2 separate regions of the Homo sapiens genome follow, and region 2 is linked to region 1. A link is a loop called in an ENCODE intact Hi-C map of the cell type or tissue named here. Cell type or tissue: dorsolateral prefrontal cortex. All regions are shown on one strand. Each heading gives the region's core, and the rest is flanking DNA. Links, peaks and the distances in the headings are about the cores only.

The links. Peaks named below come from ENCODE experiments on the same cell type or tissue, not always from the same donor. Only the 100,000 strongest peaks of a DNase experiment are listed, where the experiment ranks them.
Region 2: a loop joins it to region 1, with 6 times the contacts of the local background. A loop is called at or near these places in 101 of 110 quality-filtered maps.

The regions. Positions count from the first base shown.
Region 1 is chr5:131,584,116-131,596,251 of GRCh38, reverse strand. RAPGEF6 (Rap guanine nucleotide exchange factor 6) reads left to right here. Exons shown (of 28, transcript NM_016340.6): 4 at 3,786-3,869. Among named protein-coding and RNA genes, the nearest start is that of RAPGEF6, 45 kb to the left of the region's middle. In dorsolateral prefrontal cortex, for the core only: CTCF peaks have their summits at 6,323 and 6,533 (motif pointing left); no DNase peak of the experiment used is centred there; H3K27ac peaks cover 3,537 bases.
Region 2 is chr5:131,998,153-132,010,288 of GRCh38, reverse strand. The region is part of intron 1 of ACSL6 (acyl-CoA synthetase long chain family member 6); the gene reads left to right. ACSL6-AS1 (ACSL6 antisense RNA 1) reads right to left here and starts at 6,716. Exons shown (of 2, transcript NR_183256.1): 1 at 6,478-6,716; 2 at 3,253-3,969. RefSeq lists a silencer at 2,200-2,319 and an enhancer at 7,940-8,535. In dorsolateral prefrontal cortex, for the core only: CTCF peaks have their summits at 2,076, 2,275 (motif pointing right), 6,629 and 6,847; DNase peaks (open chromatin) are centred at 2,268, 6,177, 6,728 and 7,329; H3K4me3 peaks cover 1,564 bases; H3K27ac peaks cover 8,000 bases.

The DNA of each region.
Region 1 (12,136 bases), core at 2,421-10,420:
TTTTTGACTTAAAGTAAGCATGGCTACTCCTGTTTGCTTTGGCTTTCCATTTGCATGGATGTCTTTTTCTATCCTTTAACTTTTTTTTTTTTTTTTATATGATGGAGTCTCGCACTGCTCCCCAGGGTGGAGCACAGTGGTGCGACCTTGGCTCACTGCACCCTCTGCCTCCTGTGTTCAAGCGATTCTTGTGCTTCAGCCTCCCAAGTAGCTGGTATTACAGGCGCGTACCACCACACCCAGCTAATTTTTGTATTTTTTAGTAGAGACAGGGTTTCGCCATGTTGGCCAGGCTGGTCTTGAACTCCTGACCTCAAGTGATCTGCCTGTCTCAGCCTCCCAAAGTGCTAGGATTACAGGCATAAGCCACTGCACCCAACCTCTGTCCCTTAACTTTCAATCTATGTCTTTAACAGTGAGGTGAGTCTGTTATACGCAGCATACATTTGGGTTTTATTATCCATTCAGCCATTCTATATCTATTAATTGGAGGAGCTTACCCAGTTACATTCAAGGCTGTTATTTATAGGTAAGGATTTATTCCTGCCTTTGTGTTAATGGTTTTCTGGTTGTTTTATAGATTTTTTTTTCTGTAGCCTTCTTTCTCTCTTGTTCATCTCTGTGGTTTTGTGGCTCACTGTGGTGCTATACTTTGTTTCCTTTCTCTTTCTCCTTTGTGTATCTGCTGTACTTACTTTATGTTTACTATAGAGCTAGCATAAAGACTCTTGTTATAATGCACTATTTTAAGCTGATAGCAAATTAACTTTGGTCTCTGTATTACTCCATTCTCACGCTGTCATAAAGAACTACCTGAGACTGGGTAATTTGTGAAGAAAAGAGGTTTAATTTACTCACAGTTCCACAGGCTTCACAGGAAGCATGAGTGGGAGGTCTTAGGAAACTTACAATCACAGCAGAAGGTGAAGGGGAAACAAGCACTCCTTACCACGGTGAGCAGGAGACAGAGAGAGAATGCGATGGGGGGAAATGCCACACTTAAACCATCAGATCTTGTGGAACTCACTGTCATGAGAACAGCATGGGGGAAAATCTGTCCCCATGATCCAGTCGCCTCCCACCAGGTCCCTCCCCTGACACATGAGGATTACAATTCAACATGAGATTTGAGTGGGGACATAGAGCCAAACCATATTATTCCACCACTGGCCCCTCCCAAATCTCATGTCCTTCTCACATTTGAAAACCAATCATGCCTTCCCAGCAGTCCCCCAAAGTCTTAACTCAATCCAGCATTAACTTAAAAGTCCAAGTCCAAAGTCTCATCTGAGACATGGGAAGTCCCTTCCACCTATGAGCCTGTAAAATCAAAAACAAGTTACTTCCAAAATACAATGGAGATACAGGCATGGGGTAAATGCTCCTGTTCCAAATGGTAGAAATTGGCCAAAATAAAGGGGCTACAGGTCCCATGCTAGTCCGAAACCCAGCAGGGCAGTCATTAAATCTTAAAGCTTCCAAATAACCTCCGTTGACTCCATGTCTCACATCCAGGGCACCCTGAGGCAAGTGGTGGGCTCCCAAGGCCTTGAGCAGCTCTGCCCCTGTGGCTCTGCAGGGTACAGCCCCTGTGGCTACCTTCATGGGCTGGCGTTGAGTGCCTGTGGCTTTTCTAGGCTCCTAGTGCAAACTGTGGTTCTACCATTCTGGGGTCTGAAGGACAATGGCCCCCTTTTCGCAGCTCCACTAGATAGTGCCCCAGTGGGGACTCTGTGTGGGGGCTCCAACCCCACATTTTCCCTCTGCACTGCCCTAGTGGAGGTTCTCCATGAGGGCTCTGCCTCTACAGCACACTTCTTCCTGGACATCCAGGCATTTCCATACATCCTCTGAAATCTGGGCAGAGATTCCCAAACCTCAACTTTTGACCTCTGCGTACCCGCAGGCCCAACACCATGTGGAAGCCGCCAAGGCTTGAGGCTTGCAGCCTCTGATTCAATGGCTTGAGCTATACTGTTGGCCCCTTTTGGCCACACAGTTTTAAACTAGCAAATCTTGTGAGAGCTCACTATCATGAGAACAGCATGCGGTAAATCTGCCCCCAGATGGAGCTGGAGCAGCTGGGATGCAGGGTACCATGTCCTGAGGCTACACAGAGTAGCAGGGTCCTGGGCCCAGCCCATGAATCATTTTTGGTTGGCCTCTGGGCCTGTGATAGGAGAGGCTGCCTTGAAAGACTCTGAAATGCCCTGGAAACATTTTCCCCATTGTGTTGGCTATTAACATTTGGCTCCTTTTGTGCACATTTCTGCAGCGGGCTTGAATTTCTCCCCAGAGAATGGGGTTTTCTTTTCTACCACATTATCAGGCTGCAAATTTTCTAAACTTTTATGCTCTGCTTCCCTTTAAAATATAAGTTCCAGTTTCAGATAATCTCTTTGTTCATGCATATGAACGTACACTTTTAGAAACAATCAGATCACCTCTTGAATGCTTTGCTGCTTAGAAATTTCTTCTCCCAGATACCCTAAATCATGTCTCAAGTTCTAAGTTCCATAGATCTGTAGGGCAGGGGCAAAATGCCACCAGTCTAATTGCTAAAGCATAGCAAGAGTGACCTTTACTCCAGTTTCCAGTAAGTTCCTCATCTCCATCTGAGATCACCTCAGCCTGGACTTCATTGTTTATATCACTTATCAGTATTTTGGTCAAAAGCATTCAACAAGTCTCTAGGAAGTTCCAAACTTTTCCACATCTTTTCTGTCTTTTTCTGAGTCCTCCAAACCATTCCAGCCTCTGCCCGTTACCCAGTTCCAAAGTCACTTCTACATTTTCAGGTATCTTTGTAGCAGTGCCCCACTATTACTAATAATTTGTATTTCTATTATTGCACATATAATTATAGCAAAATTAGAAAACATAGGCAGTGAGAAAAACTTCATCTGAAACTTTGTTGTGAAGAATAAGAATGATTTCTCTGTGGTAAATTCCTTGGGATAACATTGTGGAGCTAAAGGTTATGACATCCTTGTGGCTTGTGCTGAAGATTCCTATATTGATTTGGAAAAAGGGTTTTGGTGATTTTGATTTGTAGTATTAGTAAGCAGTGAATAAATTTTTATCACAGCCCCTGTAAAATGGATACTATATGTGGATTTGGTTAGTATTTTAGAGTTGTTTTCATTTGCATTTTCTGTTTACTAGTGACTCTGTGTTCTGTGTAGCTGTTAAGAATTGTCTGTTTTAATCTTCTGTTCATTTACTACTTGAAATAGTAATGCATTTCTGTGAGTACTGATACCTATTACAGGTATTATCTTTAATTGTATCACATTTGAAAATTATTTTCTGTTCATCTTTTTGTTGTATTCAAGTTTTAACTTGTATGTGCTAATATACTTCAGAATTAAATGTTATTTTCTTCTACAAGTGTGATACAATTCTTCTGTTTTCTTTTTTTCTAGGAAACATGTTTCTTAATTGCTTTCTTAGCTTTAAAGCTTTAATTAAACTGAAATTTATTTCAAGGAACAGTATAAACAATGATTGTTGTTTTTTGCTAAAATGTATTTCCAAAATACTTTATTCACTTTAAGTATTGGTGTTTTATAGTATGTATCTTAAGATAGTGATTATACTTTTATTTCACATAAACGTGGTCTGTATAAAACCTTAGGCAACAGGCAAAATATTCCAAATTTCCAGGTAGTGTTACTTCATTTTTAATTATTTGTACTATTATCAGAATATATTTCTTATTGAATTCATATACATATGAACATGTGTGTTGTTTTGCTCATTTATTTACTTATTTATTTAAACAGTTCAGAAACGATTGCCAGATGTTGGTATATCCTACTTTCTGGATCTGTGCTTGTGAAAGGCTCCATGGTCTTGCCTCCTTGCAGGTACGTTTACATTTGCTATATGGCAGGCAAAGTTAATGTTAAACTATTTTGTATAGGATGTATATTTTCTTTCAGTAAGTGATACATCTTTTAAATGTCTTTGCTTGTTGGCACCATTGGAAATACTTGGCAGGAATCAGTTAATCTTTTGTTATTTCTGAGGGTATAATCTGTAAGCTTACACCATGACATGATATCTTCTTCCTGTCTGAAAATTAGTTTTATGGGGCTGGGCACGGTGGCTCACACCTGTAATCCCAGCACTTTGGGAGACTGATGCGGGCGGATCACCTGAGGTCGGGAGTTCGAGACTAGTCTGACCAATGTGGAGAAACCCCGTCTCTATTAAAATACAAAATTAGCTAGGTGTGGTGGCGCATACCTGTAATTCCAGCTACTCAGAAGGCTGAGGCAGGAGACTCGCTTGAACCTGGGAGGTGGAGGTTGCCGTGAGCTGAGACCACGCCATTACACTCCAGCCTGGGCAACAAGAGCGAAACTCCATCTCCAAAGAAAAAAAAATTAGTTTTATGTACGATTTGATCTGATTTATCTAATTGGTTTTTGATTCATTGCTGTTATTGGGTGTAGAGAGGTGATATAATAGTTAAGAAATTGGTTTTTGGAGTAAATCAACTAGATTAAAATTCTGATTCCATCACTAGTTATGTGACTTTGGACAAATTTTAGTTTTCTTGGCTGACAAATGGGAATAATAATGGTACCTACTTAAGTATTGTCATGAGGTGTTAGGAAACTACTACAAATGTTCTCAACAGAAGTCTATAAGGGTTCACACTCTGGAGCCAGACTTCATGAGTTCATATCTGCTCTACTGTTTCTTGGGCAGATTACTTAATTTCTTTGTGCCTTACTTTGCTCATTTGTAAAATGAGCATAATAATACAACCTCTTTCATAGCATAAGCTAGTTCTGAGAAATAAATGACTTACTCTACATAAAGCTCTTAGAACAGTGCCTGGCTGTTAGAAGTAATTGTTAATTATTTTAACTATTAGGTAAAAGAGAAGGGTGGTAGAAAGAAGGTCAGTTGTGGAATTCTGTTAGTAATTATTAAGATTTTAGGGCCTCAACGTATGCTTTAGTGACATAAAAATGTAATTTTTTGTGACTTTTTTCCCAAAATGTTGAGAAGAAATTTCTAGGCTTTTAAAGTAAGACTTCCAATTGTAGTTAATTTAGTGGCATAACTATTTAACATAAATATCAGGATATGGGACATCTCAATTTAAATATCATTTTAGAAGTCATGCCTTGACTCCTGAAACTTTACATCATTGGCCTTTGGTTAAATGAAATGTGCTAATTGACCAGTTGAATAACACATATAGTTGACTGTATTTATAAATATATAGTAGTTCTTGGCTTTTTTTGAGCTTTTTGGCCATTGTTCCTTTTCCCTGTATTTGTGAAACTCACATTAATGAATTTGTATTGTTAGTCCCTGAGAACTGAATATGCTGGATTGATATTGCCTATGGTTATATTTTAAGATTATTAGTATTTTTCTGTTGAACACTCCTGCTGTTCTGAATGGTCAAGATCTTTGTTATGAGGACTTTTAATAGCCCTTAATCAACTGCAATAATTCACTACTAGTTTGTGATCAAGACAATGAAGTTTATCTTTTTAAGTAAATAATCAGAATGTTTGAGATTTTAGAAAAATCATGGTATGCATTAATGTAATCATAAACTTCACAGGAAACATGATTATGGAAGTTTAATCTTTATTCTAAAGAATAATACTGATTAGGGAATTTATCTTTTGTGTGAAAGATTTATAATAGGCTATTGTAGGTTCATTTTTAGGATTTGTGAGTTACTATAACAAATAAACTACCTGGAATAATGCTTAGCATATATTAAGCATCAAGTAATTTTTGGCTTCTTCAGTCAGAATACAGAAACCATACCGTAATTGGAACAAGTGAAGTTTGATTTTTTTATTATTATGATTTTTTAAATTTGAGACAGAGTCGCTGTTGCCCAGGCTGGAGGGCAGTGGCATGATCTTGGCTCACTGCAACCTGCGCCTTCTGGGTTCAAGCAATTCTGCCTTAGCCTTCCGAATAGCTGGGATTACAGGTGTGTGCCACCACACCCAGCTAATTTTTGTATTTTTAGTAAAGACAGGGTTTCACCATGTTGGCTAGACTGGTCTCAGGCTCCTGACCTCAAGTGATCTGCCCGCCTTGGGCATTACAGTGCTGTGATTACAGACATGAGCCACTGTACCTGGCCTGAGCAGGTAAAGTTTAATTTTAAAATTAAACTAGTTCAAGGGATTAGCTACTAAGAAGGATAAAGCAGAATACCCTACAGCTGAGGGCGAGTTCCCAAAGACAAAACAAACTTGAAAGGGAGACAGACCCCTTCCTCACGACTAGAGTTGAGACTTGGTTGAAGAATGTTAGTTGCAGCCCAATAAATAGCAGAGACATTCACTGGGTTGCTCTGGGACAGAGCTGGTCCACAGTTGTCTGGTCAAGGCTGGCAGGAAGGGGAAGGGAACTGCTGACCAGGAGTGGCACTTAGGAGACCCCCCTTACCAGGATGCAGATGGCCCCTGAAGCTGGGGACAGGAAACAGAAGCCCTCCAATTGCAGAGGAAAGACTTTCTTACTGCAGTGTTACTCTAGCACCCTCTGCTGACAAAACTGTAACATTTTCAGCTAGCAAAGGAGAACATTTACACAATTCTCATCCTTATCACAAAGTATGGCAATAAAGGGTAGATTTGAAGCTGAGAGCCAGTATGTTTGGAGAGGCAGTAAATAACTGTCACAGTCCACTCCCCTGGCTGCTCAGCTTCCTTATGAATGCTTCTAAACACACTTGAAATTCCATTCAACAATCTGTGTCTACGTAACAAGACAAAACTATCCTTTATACAAATGGAGTTCTTACCCTCTCCCCCAAATAAGGAGACACACAACAACAATCATTGCTAGCTATATTTGTATGTAATCTGTCATAGTGCCTCTGAATATTCTGTTAACTAAAGACTACCTTATAAAGTTTACCTTCAATATCTTATACTATATATATAGTAAGCAAAGAGAAAATGCAAAAAGCTACTTACTACAGTCTTTGTTTCTATAATGGGACACAAGGCTATAGTTCATATCTCTGTCTTTCACTACCCATTCAGTATTTCTTGCCTTAACTAAAACTTCAGCTGTTCTGTGTCCTTTACTTTGTGATTGGAACAAAACTTTAATTTTGATGTGTCTTCAACTATCCTGCCTTTTTCTTAGTTGCTGTAGTTTTTCATTAACCTTTTTTTTTTTAAGACAGAGTCTCACTCTGTCACCCAGGTTGGAATGCAGTGATGTGATCCCAGTACACTGCAATCTCTGCCTCCCGGGTTCTGGCAATTCTCCTGTCTCAGTCTCCCAAGTAGCTGGGATTACAGGCATGCACCACCATGCCCGGCTAATTTTTATACTTTTTGTGGAGACAGGGTACCATGTTGGCCAGGCTGGTCTCAAACTCTTGACCTCAAGTGATCTGCCTCCCTTGGCCTCCCAGAGTGCTAGGATTACAGGTGTGAGCCACCTCGCCTGGCTGTTTTCCATTAATCTTTATTGTTTTTGTTGTTGTTGTTGTTGTTTTTTAAGACGGAGTCTCACTCTGTTGCCAAGGCTGGAGTGCGGTGGCTCAGTCTCGGCTCACCTCAACCTCTGCCTCCCAGGTTCAAGTGATCCCTCTGCTTCAGCATCCCAAGTAGCTAGGACTGTAGGTGTGCACCACCACACCTGGCTAATTTTTGTATTCTTAGTAGAGATGAGGTTTCACCATGTTGGCCAGGCTGGTCTCGACCTCTTGACCTCAAGTGATCCACCTGCGTTGGCCTCCCAAAGTGCTGGGATTACAGTGTGAGCCACCCTACAGTGTGAGCCACCGCACCTGGCCCCATTAATCTTTAATAGTGGGCATGGCAATACTAACAGGAGCATAAGAGAATGGCCTAAGTTCCAGATGTAGTCTTTCTTGCCTACATTTTGTGCAGTAACCCATTTTTCCTCTGCTAATTGGAATCAGTCACGTGGGCCAGTAGACTAACCTCTTTTGCTGCCTGTTGGTTTAATGACTAGGTAGAAGTCTCTAGTTCAGTGGAACCATTGTTGTGTTTACTGGTAGAAGCAATACTCTTTTGTACACTAAGCCTCCAAACCAGCAGAGCTTAGAGTTGTTGGGAGGGGAAGCAAAAATAGTGTGAATGAGTTTATGAGAGGAAAATAAATCTCAGGACCCCCAAATCACTAAGTCAAAGAGAAAAGTCAAGCTGGGAACAGCATCCAGCAAAACTGCCTCCCATTTTATTCCTAAATAAGATAGCTACAAAAATTTAAAAAAAAAAAAAAGCTACATTGCTCCCTCATGATTTGTCCATAAGGAAATACCTTGTGGACCTAAGATCTTTACTCTAAACAGACTGAGGGAGCAAACCCAGCAAGGCCTTTCCAGATTTTTCTTGGCCTATGTAGCATTCCTTCCTTCCAGGTAGGGGGCAGGACCCCTCTGGAATGAGGGTTTTCAAGGGAGAAAGGAGAGTAACATTTCTAGGTTTTATGGCTTCCTTTGGGGAAGAGGAGTTCTACTTTCTATGACTCACCTTGGGAAAGAGGTTTCTGTTACTCACTTTGAGGGAGAAAGAGGGGCAAGAGAAGGTCAGAGACTTTGCCTTTGAGTCGTTTCAATATCCTTTAAAGAACTCACCGTGCCAAAGCACCATATTTTGGAGTATTGTTTTCTGAGTTCCAACAACTCTCTAGTTTTAGCTCTTTTATTGAGAAATATAATATGGGGAAAAGTGCAGATAACATAAATCTACATGTTAGTGAGTTACTATACATTGAATGTTTGTCTAATCACTACCCATATCAAGAAATTGAACATTGTCATTACCTAGAAGCAGCTTCCATGCCTTTTCTTAAATCTACTCTCTTACTTTTCCTCAACACCAGTTTCCTGAATTTTAATCAGTCTTGTATCTCTGAAGAGTTTTGGCCTGTGGATATGTATACCTTAGTTGAGGGTTATTATAAGTAATGCAGCTGTGAACATTTTTGTATATTAGATGCACATGTGGATACATTTCTGTTGTATATACTTAACAAGGAATTGTTGGCTCACAGTGTTGTAGGACTTCCTTTTAGTTCAGCTAAGAGCCGGGTCTTGTTACACAGCCATGAAATACTAGGCTCACAGACACTTTGAAGGATGAGAATAATGGAATCTATTGGGCAAAAAGGAAAAAGGGGAAACAAGAATTCTCTGCAAAACCAATTTCTGCTAGTATGCTTCCCACCTGGCAGATTGAATCCCAGGTACCATGCAGGAAGAGGAGGGGCCAGGCTCTTCCTCACAGCAAAGGGCACAGACTTCTGTGGCTCCACCCCTGTGTGTGCTTCTCCCAGTGTGCAGGCCAGTTAGAATTTTTCTGGGAACCCCTTTACACTTGACTGTCTCAACAGGGTGTGCCTACATTAAGCTTTGTTAATTCCAAGTTGCATTCCAAATTGATGCACTAATTTACACACCCACCAGTGGTGTGTGAGAGTTCCCATTGTTCCACATTCTAACCAACACTTAGTAATACAAGTCTTTTTACTTTAAAGTTTTTGGCTGCTTAATTTCAGTCATTCTTTTCAATTTTATAGTTTTGATTTGCATTTTAATGACTGCCGATGAATACATTTTCATTAGAATGACTTTTTTTTTTTAAGATAGAGTCTTACTTTGTCACCCAGGCTGGAGTGCAGTGGCACAATTTTGGCCCACTGCAACCTCCACCTCCCAGGTTCAAGCAATTCTCCTGCCTAAGCCTCCCAAGTAGATGGGACCACAGGTGCGTGACACCACGCCCAACTAAATTTTGTATTTTTAGTAGAGACAGGGTTTCACCACTGCTGGCCTCAAGTAATCCACCTGCCTTGGCTTCCCAAAGTGCTGGGATTAGAGGCTTGAGCCTCCATACCCAGCCTAGAATGACCTTTTTTGTAAAGTGACTTCTCAGGTCTGTTCCTCATTTTCCTAATAAGTTGTCTTTTTGTTTTTGAGATGTAGAAATTTTTTATATATTCTGAATAAGAAACCTTGCTTGGTTATTTTTGTTGGAAATACTTTTCCCCACTCTGTCTTATTCATTGTCGTATTCATTCTGTTAGTAACGTCTTTGGATGAACATGAGCTCTTAATTCTAATGTAGAAAAATTTGTCTTTCCTGTTTCTGAGGTTGTGAACCCCAAAAATCTGAGACAGGTCTTAGTTCATTTAGAAAGTTTATTTTGCCAAGGCTGAGGACGTGTGCCTGTGACACAGCCTCAGGAGGTCCTCATGACATGTGCTCAAGGTGGTCAGAGCACAATTTTGTTTTATACGTTTTAGGGAGACATAAGACCTCAATCAACATATGTAAGATCAGCATTGGTTCAGTCTGGAAAGGCAGGACTACTTGAAACAGAGAGGGGGCTTCCAGGTCATAGGTAGATAAGAGACAAATGGTTGCTTTTTTTGTTTGTTTTTTGGGGACGGAGTTTCGCTCTTGCCGCCCAGGCTGGGGTGCAATGGCGCGATCTTGGCTCACTGCACCCTCCACCTCATGGGTTCAAGCTATTCTCCTGCCTCAGCCTCCCCAGTAGCTGGGATTACAGGTGCCCGCCACCACACCCAGCTAATTTTTATATTTTTAGTAGAGACGGGGTTTCACCATCTTGGCCAGGCTAGTCTCGAACTCGTGACCTCAGGTGATCCATCCACCTCGGCCTCCCAAAATGCTGGGATTACAGGTGTGAGCCACTGTGCCCAGCTGGTTGCATTTTTGTTTTTTTTTGAGTTTCTGATTAGCCCCTCCAAAGGAGGCAATCAGGTATGCATTTATCTCAGTGAGCAGAGGGGTGACTTTGAATAGAATGGGAGGCAGCTTTGCCCTAAGCAGTTTCCAGCTTGACTTTTCCCTTTAGCTTAGTGATTTGGGAGGCTCAAGATACTTTGCTTTCACAAGGCCATGGAGATATATATGTATGTATGTATGTATGTATGTATGTATGTATGTATGTATGTATAGTTTTTTTTTTTTCTTATTTTCTAGAACTTTTCTTGTTTTCCTTTCACAGTTAAATCTGTAGTCTACCTGGAATTGAGTTTTGGGTATGGTATAATGTTGCGTCGTTTTCCATAGGGATACCTAGATGTCCTTTTCTCACTCATTTAGTGCCACCTTTTATGTAAATCAAATATCCACATATGTGTGTGCCAGTTTTAATTTTCATGTTTTTGATGAATAATGATGTTGAACACTTTTCCTTATGCCCTTATGCTTATTGGCCATTGCTTTCTGTTTTTTCTTTAATAAAGTATCCCTTAAATTTTGTGTGCCTGTTGTTAAACTCCTGTTATTACTGTAACTGTCCAGTGGATTCTTCCTGCCCACCTGTACAGACAAAACCAATTCACTGAGACCATGGCATTGTAATAAAGAGTTTAATTGACACAAGGCTGGCCACGCCCTGTGGGAGATGGAGTTATTACTCAAATTCATCTCTCCCAAAATTTGGAGGTTAGGATTTTTTAAGGATAGTTTGGTGGGCCAGGGAATCTGGATTCTGGGTGAAGCCACAGGACTGGTTAGCAGGAGGTCTGTGGGTCCTGGTGGCCACTGATGAATCATCAGAAATGCTAAAAACCTGAAAAGACATCTCAATAGGCCAATCTCAAATTCTACAATAGCACTGTTACTTGCAGGAGTAATTGAGGGAGTTGCAAATCTTGTGACTTTTGGAATAATGACTGGTAATCATTTATGTCTACAGCTTAGCAGAATTCAGCTCCTCATCCTTGTAATCTGGTGGTCTTTCTTTCATTAGCTTTACAAAAGCAGTTTAGTTATCATTTAAACTATAAATGTTTCCTAAAGTTAGGGTGGCCGGGGCCAAGGAATGATTGAGGGCAGTTTAGAGGTTAAAGGAAAGCTGGGTATTGGTTAGATCAGATCTCTTTCACTGTCATAATTTTCTTATGGTTATAACTTTGCAGAGGCAGTTTCATTATTATTCTATAAGAATCTTTCTACATCCAGGATGCAAGCTGTCTGTTAACCATTTTATCCCATTAATTTGACTTGCATTTTTATTTATTTTTAAAACTTTATTGAAGTATAACTGACATACACTGAACAGCACGATTTATAGTATACAGTTTGATAAGCTTTGGCATATATAAACACATGTAAAACCACCA
Region 2 (12,136 bases), core at 1,916-9,915, 410 kb before region 1:
GGTTGGTGGGCCTAGTAATCACTTCCTTCACCCCCACCATTTCCTTAAGTTAGGCCACAGGGACACTTCCCCTGAGCTGGGAGAGTGAGTGAAGCCTCCCTAATCCCCTCAGCTCCCTAAGCTCCTTCTGTCTGCCAGTGTCTGTGACTGGCTGTGCAGGGGCACTCTGGTCCTGAGGCACATCCAGCAGACAAGGGCAGGGCTAGAGCTGGGGTTGGAGGTAAAGGGCAAGGATAATTAAAATAATGGTGATGGTGGTCGTAACAGCCACCATTTAATGCCTGAGTGATGGATGGTCTCAGAGCCTCTCCCCACTGCCAGGACCCCTTTGCCCTACCCTCAGGAGGCCCCACCCAACCATGGGTCCAAGGTCAGCTCTCTGAAGACTTGATCTTCTGTGGCTGCAGGGAGGTGTCTAGGGGCTGCAAGACCACTTGTGACCGGGGTCATCAGCAGCCTGTGAGAAAAAGTCCCTCACCCTGTGGGGTCCTTGTCTGTGAGCAGGGTTAGCTGGCACTGACTCAAAGTGGAGTCCTGTTTCCTTGTGGAGCATTTCCTAAAGTGGTCAGCTCCCTCCTCTAATGGGAAACTGGGGAATCTGCCTCACTGAGAGACTATACAGGGCCTCAGAACCGTCAAGCAGGAGCGATTCTTGGGGCAGGTAGTGGCTGCTTCCACAGAGGCCGAGCTTCCCAATGCAAAAAGCAAGAGGCTGAGGCTGGTCTATGGTGCTTATTGGATAGAATAACCCAGACAATTGCTGGGGCATTTTAAGTTATGTATCCACCCTCCTTGAGACTCCACCTGGCCCCCAGCCTTTCTCTGGTGGCAGAAGAGACTCCTGAGTTAAGAGCTGTAGTTCTGTGAGCACACCTGAGAACATGCTCTGCCTTGTCATCTCCAGGGTCCCATGGTCCCACGGCAGCTGCCAGATCCCTTCCACTCAGCCAGTAACAGGAGGCAATGTCTCTCTTTAGTAGAGTTATGTGCTTTTTGCCACCTAACCTGGCCCTAGGGAGACAAGGTAGGGCCAGGCAAGGGTTTCCCTCAAGGGCCCTCAGGGAGAGATGACATAAAGTCGGGGATGGGGGTGTGGCAATGCACCAGGAGGAGGAGCTGACTGTTGTTTGTGGGAGGTAGCCATCTGTTCTGGGCTGTGTCTGTCCTGTTGCCTGCTGGAGAGGCCAGCAATGAGTCCTGGGCCAGCCCAGATCTCACCTGTGTGTTGAATACTAAACAAGGAGACAAGTAAAATAAGTCCAGCATGAGTCAGATGCTAGGTCTGGCTTGGGGAAGCATGCCCTCAGTGCCATAAACACCTAGAGGACAATGGGAGCAGAGGATCAGAGCTTCTGCCTGCCTGTACAGCACCTTTGTGCAAAGTAGGAAGAAGTCTCACTCTTGGTGGATAACTTTCTAAAAGGGCACACCTTCCTCTAGGCTAAGGCAGCCCCATGCCGCAGGGTCTAATCTGTTCAATCATATACCCAACCATCAGTGACATATGAGTGGGCTTCTGCAGCATTCAGGGGAATTTGTCAGAGATAGGGAGGCCAAGATCCAAGTGGAGGAAGCCAGACTAGCAGAGTTTGTGGAAGAACTGCAATGGGGGATGAGTCTTCAAGGTCTTGTGCCTGAGCAATGTGGGTTGTGGGAGAGGATTCTGGAGAAGGTTTTATTTGGATGGTAGAGGATCCCTCCATTTAGCTGCTGAGTCAAGAGGAAGAGAGTGGAGTCCAGGAGGGTAGTAGGAGGTCGTTATGATGTTATGGATAAGAATAGATGTGGTCCAAGGATGGCTTGAGTCATGGCTGGGCTCCAGTAAGGAGAAGAGATAAGCCCCCACCCCTGGCCTCTGCCTTAGGAGAAGTGGGGCTGGCCCTGGTGGGGCGAGACAAAGTTGCCCGTCTAAAGAATGGTTTGGCATGCTCCTGGCTATAGATGCCTAGGGCAAGCATAGACTTGCACACTTTGGCTTAGTTCAGGCCTGTGAGATCCTCCCCTTACCCCACTCTGGGCTCCCATTAGGACAGAGAACTGACTTGAGGTCTAGGGCCACCCCAGGGGTTTGGAGATTGCAGTTATGAATTGGGACAGATGGTAGAGCTCCAGGCAGAACAGGTGGCTCTGTGGCCAGCTGGGGACATGCCTCACAAAGAAAGCCTGAATTTGTACAAGGTGCACCAGCATGGAGCAGGATTTTGCCCGCAGCACCTTCTCACAGCTCTCCAGCCTATATGGTAAGAACATACTGACACCAGGGGGCAGCAGAACCCAGTCATTATGCTCTCCAGCTATTGTTCTGTCCCTTGTGGTTATAAGGATTCATGGGTTGACCTTCAGAAGGCTGAATTTGGCTCAGCTACAGCCCCAGATGGGACTCAGGACTGTCCCATACATGGGGTGAGTGATCATGAGGCTCTGGCTTGTTTATAAAAATGGGCAAAAGTTACAGGCTTTTGTATAACAGAAGCTACACTGTGTATCCAGCCAGCACTGGGCACATAGTAGGCACTCAAATACTCATTAAGTACTAGGTGTGTGTGGAGGGGTGTTTTTATGGGATTAACTATTGCAAACAGGCTGACTTGGCTGTTGTTTCACTGAGCACCTACCATGTGTCAAGCACCCTGTCTATGATTCTCCAAACTTTCCTTCCATCCTCCCACAACACTGTGTTGTGTTCTCCCCATTGCCTAGGTGAGGCCCTGAGACTCAGCGAGGTTCAGTGGTGAAGCAACTTGTAAGAGCTGTGAGTCAGGCCACATTCTCAGACTTTCAGTCCAGGAAGGGACCACCAGGCATGATCAGCCAGCCATGTTAGCTAAAATTATAATAACTTGTATTAGGCTTTCCTTAAAGGGGATCCAGGATTCTGACATGCAGAAAGGGAGTAGGAAAAGAAAAGGCATTCCAGGCCAAGGGACCTGTGTGAGGGAAGATTGGCAATAGGACTGAATGAAGTTGAAGGACCAATTCTGCTGGGCCAGTGAGGTTGCCAGAGGTGGGCTCTGCAGGCCTAGGATAACAGGCCAAACAGCATTGGCTTTATTCTGTGCAGCGGTTATGTCAAGGAGGTGTGGGTAGAACTGGGCATGTGGATGACCAAGGTGACACTATTCCTGTGCTCCAGAAGCCTCCTCCACAAGTCCATGGTCTCCTTGAGGGCAGGGCCAGGTGTCTCATGTCTATGTCCCCAACCCAGAGTTGGGCACACAGGGTACATAAGAGTTTATTGCATAAACTAAAGAATTCCCTGAGCGTAATTTATTTTAATAATGTGTTTTATAAGCTGTTTCCTTACCACAAGTCAATCAGTAAACAACAGATTTTGAGTGTGCTCCTGCTAGGATGCTAGGCTCTGTGCCCAGGTGGGGGATGATGCCAATATGTTAGAAGCAGTAGGGAAAAGCAGGTGTAAACTCCTTGCAGGCAGGGCCAGGTTACCCTTCACTGGAGAACCCTGTGTGCTGAGAACCAGTGCAGCCTGGAATAGAAGGAGGTGCTCCAGAAGTGTTTGTTGAATGAATGAATGAATCAACTAGTGAACCCACAGCTTCTGGGTGACCAGTTTTGTGGAAGAGAGTCTTCTCTGAGGGCTGCTGCTTCCTTAGAGCTCCAAGGTTCCAGTCACCTGACAGATTGGGAGCTTGGGCCACTCTGCCAAGCATAGATGAGAGGAATTCCCAGTCAAGGTCCTCACCTCACTGGATGGTCTGGTGTGATGCTCCCATTCCTTGCGTTGGCCTCGCCAGAGTTCCCACTAACCATCCACTGGGTCCACAGATTGGTGGGGTTAGGGGAGTGCTGTGGATGAGATGCTGCTTTGAGCCCTTGGGGTTGTCCTTCAGGATGCCCAGGGGTGGTTCCTCATCATTTGCTCGGCTGCCTCGGGAGATCCGTGGTAGGTGTGGTTATTCCTGGGCCTACTTCCTTTGTGTAGCTCCTAATTCATGTGAATCTTGGGGCCTGGGACAGGCAGAAATGGGAAGATGGGAAGTGGATTGGAACAGAAATTTCAAGCCAAGCCGAGCTATCTATTCTGAGACCCAACCAATACTCTCAGAGCCAGAAGGATTTCAAATCCCAAGAAGTCTCACCTGACCCTATTTGCCAGCTCTTCCCAGAGATACCCTTCCTCTCCCTGCACCTAAGCCAGGCATGTAGTAGGGGCGTCTGGGGGAGTTGGGAATGGCTTCTGATTTGCCATCTGCCCATTTAAGCTTGTGTTCCGAGATCACTGTCTCCTGGGAATTTAGAGCAGGAAGCCAGGCCAGTGAGGGAACAATCAGCATCTTAGTGCTCAGCCCCTGGTATAAGCAAATGTGGGCTGGCACCTGTTAGGGCCAGGAACAGACTTAGTAATTGATAGCTATTGGAGAAATGAGTGAGTAGGTAGGCCCAGGTTGACTGGGCAGCTCTGGGACAGACCCTATTGACCAGTGCCTGGGACCCCGCCTCACTCTCAGCACAGCCTGGCCCACCAGTGCAGGATGTGGATTCCAAGGGACTGATCAAGACTCAGCTCTGCTACAAAGCTCTGCTTTTCCCTCCAACTCATGGACTGTTGTAGGGGCTGAGACTCCCCCGTGGGACTCCTCCTGCCCACGCACCCCTGTCCCAGCCTTAGCTTTGCTGCAGACCATTCTAGATACTGACTGCAGATCCTGCCTCATAAACAGGCAGAAATGTCACTGGGAGAGACAGTGAGGTCAACTAGATATTGGATAGAAAGGGCAGCTAGAGGCTACACAGCAAGGACAGTTAGAGCTGGGACAGAGATCAGCAAGGTGGCATGTGAGCCGGCCAGTGAGATTGGACAGGGAGGTTGGCTGGAGTAAGGCCTTAAGGCCTTTAGGCCAGTGAGAGGAAGACAATTGTCAGTATGGAGAAAGTAGACTCAGTGGAGACCCATCCAGGCCTGCAGTGACCCCTCTGCTTTGGAAGGGAAGCTCTGGCCACTCTGCCCTGCCACTAGAGCTGATGCTGCATGAAGCCACATAGACCCCAGGACCCTGCTTAGTGGCTGGAGAACTTCAGTGTTCATCGTGACTGTGCTTTCCAGCAGATGGGCTGGATGTGATTCTCTGAGGACACCTTCAACTCACGCATTTTTTTTTCTTTTTTCTTTTTTTTGAGACAGAGCTTTGTTGTTGTTGCCCAGGCTGGAGTGCAATGGCGTGATCTTGGCTCACTGCAACCTCTGCCTCCTGGGTTCAAGTGATTCTCCTGCCTCAGCCTCCCATGTAGCTGGGATTACAGGTGCCTGCCACCACACCCGGCTAATTTTTTTGTATTTTTGGTAGAGACGGGGTTTCACCACATTGGCCAGGCTGTTCTCAAACTCCTGACCTCAGGTGATCTAGGTGATCCACCCATCTCAGCCTCCCAAAGTGCTGGGATTACAGGTGTGAGCCACCATGCCCAGCCAACTCATGCATATTCTGTAGGCCAACTCCCCTAAGCCTAGGTCTGTCTGTGGTGGCAGGGAGGGTTTAGAGAGAAATGGAGGTTGGGCCTTCCCCCATCCAGTAGGCTGGTAGGGGATTTGGGTGCATGTGTCCCCGATCTCCTTGCCACAGACCAGATATGGAAGGCTATGACCTGTGGAACCAACTTTTCTAGGTCATTCTGAAGTGTCCTGTCTCCTCTGTCTCCTGCTTCTGCTCCCTGGACAGTTCCATGACCTCTCACAGAGACATGCCTGGCACCTTGGCTTCATGAAGATACTGTGTGGCCCAAACGAATACCAGTTTCCTTTAGCCCCAGAGGCTGACAAGACATATCTCCCTTGGATTTCAGGAGATCTGTGGAGCATCCACCAACCCACCTGTTGGTTCAAAATCAACTCCAAAGTGGTTTTGTCCTAGATGTCCTCTCAGGCTCAACGGCCACATGTGTGCTTGAGATCTTGCTGTGCTATTTCTCCTGGTAGTGGGAGTCTGAGTGGCATCCATGCTCCACAGGGCACAAGGTCTGTGCTGTGGTTAATAGGCAGCTCCTGGTGACCATGGGGTGTCAGAGAAGCAGTGTTCTGGCTGCTGAAAGTCAGCCAAAAAAAAAAAAAAAGGATAGAAGCCTGACCTTGGCATGGAGCCTTGGTTGAAGAAGGAGCCCCAGCCCTGGAAGCTAGTGATCCCGCACATGGGGCTCTGGGCTGCCCTTATCCCCACCTCCCACTCGAGGGCACTTGTGGCAGCAGGAGTGTGGGCACCAGGCAGAGGACACACGTGCCCTCCATTATTGAAAGTCCTCTCTGTGCACTGCAGGGTCTTCTTGTGTACCAGCACTTTTTTCTTCCCATTTCTTTCTCCATGTTTACCATCAACACTGTGAGAATAACTGAAGTTTCCTTATCCAAAAAAAGGGTGCTACTCCAGATTCCGCCACTACTGTTTTCGAAAAGCACAAAACCAACAGAGCCTCAGAGGGGGCTGACCCTCTTTCTGGATCCCACCTCCATCCCCCCGAACTTACGTAGTGCTTTCCTCAGCAGCCACCGAGGCCTCCAGTTCCGTCTCCAAAGATGATGGGTTCCTTCCAGTGGGTGCAAAGTGAGAGCCCCAGTGATTGGTGTTCATAGTGGGTCAGTGTGAACAACGCCCAATGGCCTGCCTGGGCCAGCTGGGGCCTCGTTTTGCTTTGGTCTGAAAGACATTTTTGTTTTCTGGTGAGAACAGCCCCAGCCTGGCCAGGAGCCGGCCAGCGGCAGGAATACAAACCCTTTCATGTGACAGACCCAAGTGGAGTGATGCCCTCCTGCCAGCAGCAGGCCCTCCCCTGCCGCTCCTGGGAGGCGGCCATTTGCATATTTCCCATTCATCCTGGCCTTGAAAAGGAGGCCTGAGTTCCCAGTGCTCCTGCCCGCTGAGGGCTGGGCCGCTCCAGTCTAATGTTAACTCTGTGGACACTGTAGGCTCTCACAGGCCAACAGCAGAACTTGACCGCTTGCTGCCGGAGGGAGAGCAGCTTAAGGCTGCAGCTGCTGTGCCGCCTGACCTCCAGAGGGGGGATTCAGGAGGTGGCAGATTCCCGTTGACCAGCACAGCCTTTTGCTAAACTGGAGGAAATTCAGATTTGTTTCTTCTTGAGGCATTCAGAAGAGGAATTTTGTCAGACTATGGGGATGCCAGAATATTCAGCTATTTACCAAATTTGCCAGAAAATGTGCCCTTAACCAAGGGCAAAACTCTTTTTGTCTTGCTCACTTTCTAGTCTACAAAAAAATTCAGTGACTCTGGAATGGTAGGTGAAGGAGCCATGCCGGATCCTGGCTGCAGCAGCAATCCCTTTGCCAAGGATGTAGGAGCACAGCTTGCCTGGGGCACTTTTGCATCCCCAGGGCTGAGTGCCATTAGCTTGTGGGCTGTGACTCTGAAGGCATGAGGCAGATATACAGTACCCATCACCATCTTTTTCCTTTCTCCCATAGCTAAGTGCCATCCTGCCAGCCTCAGCTTCCTGCCCCAGTCCTCAGTGCAGACAGGCCTCTGCCTCCTTCCCGCCACTGTGTGAGGGCTCCTGCCAGGGGCCCCAACATCTTACAGGCTCTTCCTGTGACTTACCAACCCACTTCTGTCCCTCTTCGATAGCCCTGTTCTCTACCCTTTCCCACCCAGCTCGGATCCTCTCCTTGTTCTCCCTCCCTGGCTAAGGATGTCTCAGGTTCTGTCTTTTGTGCATTTCTCCCCTAGCACGTGTCCCCAGGAGACCAGCAGGGCTCCTAAGTGAACAAGCAGGCAAGCAAATCCCTCTGTTGCTCCCCCCACCTCAGTGACCCCCAACCATATATTGGCAGGACCCTCCCTACTTCAAGGAGCTTCCCTCTAGCTGGAGGAGGTCGCATCCCATCCTGCTTGTACCCCAGCCACCTGCAGTTGAGCTCTGAGTGCATGGCCTCGCCATGAGCAGCCCATATGCCCTTTACTGGTTCAAGCTTAGTTTGCAGTGTGTCCTAAGTTTGAGCCAGTGGCAGAAATGAATCATTGCTCCTGAGGCCGGGACACCAGCAGTCCTAACGTGGACATGGCCGGAAAGGCAAAGGATCGTGTTACAGCCACAGGATTTGGCTTCCTGCACAGGAGGGCCTGGCCAGGGAGTGTCCCTGTGCCTGTGAGGTGATGGTGACCCTGGTCAGTATTCCTAGGGTCCTGCCTGCTGTCCCAGGGCTTGGCGTGGAAGGATCTGAACTCGTCCACACCATCAGTCCTGGTTATCATACCCTGTAAATATTTCCAAAGGGACTACTGCTGTTTTTTTAGCCCCTGCTGTCCCTCTTTGCTCTGAGAACTTTGTCCTGCCTAATTCATGGTGAGGGCAACGTTTATCTCAGAGCGTGTGAAAGACACTGTGTATCTGTTTGCTCCTCTGTTCTCAAGGCTATTCATATTTTAAAGTTCCTGAAAGCATTGTTTGTGCCTGGCTTCCTGGTGCTAGCATCAGGAATGTGGACCCACATTCCCTGAGCAGGGCTTAGGGTGAGTGAGATTTTTGAGAGGTACTGTCATGAGGATGGGGAGGCCAGCGGGCAGTGGAGGCTGCTAAAGGGAGGCATGCTCACAGTGAGCTTGGGCTAGTTGCAACAGGTGGCTCTGTAAAGTACTCAGTCACAGCCAGCCTTAGCTGGGCCTTTCTACATTCAAGGGGCTTAATTGAACCATCAGAGCTATGATCAGGCTCCTTGGGGAAGCTTGGCAGGTGAGCCACCATGTAACCTGGCAACCCCGTATCGTATCCTGGGCCTCTATCTCATGGGGGATGTACAGTGGGTCCCACCTGGCAATTCCCAAGTCAGGGAGGCTCTTTGCTCCATTTCTGCCCTGGTCTTATGTGGTTCTGTGAATCTAATTAAAACCCAAGAGGAAAATGGAGAGCAAACCCTTCTCTCACAGCAGAGAGAAGCTTGAATCCCTGTGTGGAGAGGGCAGGTGTTGGGCAAGTGTGCGCTGCTGTGTTTGCACCTCTGCAGGTCAGGGTTGTACATGTGTGATGGTGAAGGCTGTGCATTTCTCAACCTGGCAACTGGGCTGCACACTGCTTGGGGTGAAACTACTCCCTCAGCTCTATGCCTCTGGCACTCTGTGGGATTTCCCACAGACCACTGGATTTCCTGCCCCAGAGGCTGCCTTGAGAAGCATTAAAGGAAGCTTTCATATTAAAAGCATCTCTGAAGATATTTGGAGAAAAGTAAGGGTCCTGCCTAGAAGAAAGGTGAAGTGACTTTGTGGGCTGATCGGGGGTGCTCAGATATTCGTTCATTTTAATCGGGGTGGGTTGGGGGAAGCTAGGGCCAAGTTCCAGATGAGGGTCGCTGAGGCAGGACGCTCTTCTCATGGCTCACCCAGATGGTAGGGTGAGTAGTGGAAGCTGTTATCTGCTCCAGGGAAGGTGTTGCAAGCCTGTGGGCTCTAGACTTGCCAGGCAATTGGGCAAACAGCTTTCAAGAGGGAGCTCAGAGCACTGGGTCCTGTCCTGGGACATTCTTGCAGCAAGGGAGCAGGGTTAAATTTGGGTGGACAGTGGCCCAGTGCAGGCAGACTCGTAATTGCCCAGAAGCACCTGATGTGGGTAGGGCCTGGGGGTGGTAGTAAGCTGGCTCCTGTGGCCTAGACTTGTCTTTTACTTATTAGCAGGTGCCACCATGAGTCTAGCTGTCTACCTTATGATCAGAATGAGTGTCCAATTCAAAATACGCAGTGATCATACTTGTGTGCTCAGCCACATGTTAGCCATGGAAATAGTAGTGAAAATGCTATGGAAGTAGCCACCCACACCCCTAAGCCTCACAGATCTTGCAGTAGTGAGACCCCCGAGAGCCCCTGGGACCTCAGTCTCTCAGTCTGGCAGAGGTGCTGCAGGACTTCAGAGCTCAGCTTCGGTCCTAATAGGCAAGGGTGTGGGTTCTGGCTCCAGGGTGACCATTCCCATGCAAACTAGGCAACAGTATCTCTTAGTGCAGGCATGAGAGCAGGGCTGGTGTGCTGCCCTGGGGTCTTGTGGTGGAGATCAGCCACTATCTTCCACCTGCTGGCTCTGATCCTTGGTCCAGAGTGTCCTCACTCCCCAGAGCATCCCTAAGCAGATGTTTTATCTGGAACTGTGCCATTTCTTTCCTCTTCCCAAGTAGATTGGCTGTGACCTTGTGGGGGTGGGGAGCAGAGGCAGCCCCTGGGAGAGGCTGGAGGCAGAATCTCCCGGGTAGATGGTACAGTCGCCCTCAGTGCCAGAGAGCTAGCATCCCCATCCCCTACTCCCCACTACTTCCTGTCACCCCCCACCCCCTACACACATAAACTCATGCTCACTGCAGTCCCAAGCCCACAGCAAAGGCCTGGCCCTAATCATTGTCTCAAATGGATGTGTAAGGAGACTTTGTTCTTAAGAAACCCACTTGGCAAACTCCCTTTCAGAACTGCAAACAGGGTGGGGTGAGGGGAAAAGCAGGGGGGTGTAAGCTGAGGCTCTGGCACGCTGGCAGGGTGAGGGTTAAGGCTGGGTTGCTTGGCTCTGAGCTGATCTGAGCCAGCACCGCCCTGCATGCAGATGGAGGTGGGGCTGGCGGGGGCCTTGAGGGGCCAGCAACTCCTTACAGAACTGCTGTGTGCCCTGTTCCCTGCCAGACCTGCTCCCACAGCCACCAGGGAGCCTGTGCTACCACTGCTAACGGCTCTACCACCACCCGGCTTCTCAGAGCAGGCGGCTGTTGCCATCGACTGTCCCCAGGAGGGCAGACTCGGGGCAGGGCCTTCGCCACTTTTGTGCTTTGATCAAGATGTGGTAACTTCTTTCCCTGGGCCCCACAGGCCCTATAAAGGGAGGCTGGTTCTAGTGGGACGAGCTCAGCCGCCTCCTCAGTGCCAGGAGCCTGCTGGAAAGGTAGGGTGTGAATGCATCTACTTGTGCAAGTTGTCTTTGAGCCCCTTTGGCTTGCAAAGAGATGGAGTAACTGCTTCAGCTACTTGCTATCTACTAAGTGTTTCCCTTACTACATGCCTGGCACTGCACTCTCTGTCCATGAGCTTGTTTGAGATGAGGCCCAGAGGGGCAAAGTGACCTGCCCAAGGCCACACAGCTATCAAGAGACTGAGTCATGATTTGGACCCAGGTCAGTTCAGCACCGGAATACCCAGAATACCCACTTTGGGTCCTCTCCCAAGCTCGTTTGCTAGGGTCCCTGGGCCCTGGGAGAGGTTGTAGTTTTCTTTTCAGAGCTCTTCACTTGGAGTTGAGGAGATTCTTTGATGATTTGGTGGCTGGGCTTGAGCTTCCCCACCCGTTTTGAAGACCTCAGAAGTTTGCAGAGGCCCAGAACTCCATCATATGAACCCCTATTAGAGAGGCTGATACAGAGGAAGCTGGAGTGATTCAAAGGGGAGGGAAGAATCCGAGGATCATGGAGAGCCTCAGTGTGAGCATTAGTTTGGACTCTGGTCCTAAGGCAATAGGAAGCCAGATAAGGTTTCTGAGCAGTGGCATGACATGATCCTATCTACATATCAGGAAATAACTTTGGTAACAGGGCAAGCACCTGTTAGAGCAAGGAGACCTATGGAGAGGGTGGTATGGGAGTCTGGGCTGTGGTTGGTGGTGGCTGTCAGGCCTGGGGCCGTTGGGGTAGAGAGGAGTGGTCGGGTATCCAGCTAGACAATGAAGCCTAGAGTATTGAGGTTAGGAGGCTGGACCAGCAGAGAGTTCTTGGAGCCATGTCAGGGTCCCCAGGGCCAGTTCCACAGTGACTGTGCTCTGGGGCTTTGCTTCTGCCACCCCACCACATTGGAGCCAACATATTTCCCACCAGGGCCCCTTTCTTCCTGTTCTCTCCCATGCTGGATTGCCCTAAATCAGCAGAGGCCATGCTGAGGTGGGAGGAAGTTCCAGTTTCCTTAGCCTTAGCTACCACTTGGTATTCTGAACTGGTCTGTGCTGGAGAAAAAGATGTCGGATATTCCAGGAAGAGAGGAGGAGGTGGCTAGTTCATGTTAGGTGGCTTGTTCATGCCTGAGTCCTCCTGCCAGGTGAATATTTACAAACACAGTCACTCACCTGGCAACACCAGCACCACTGATTCCCTTGAGTGCTGTCCACACTCCTCTTGCCCCCGACACACACACAATGCACATCTCTGCTGCAGCCAAGA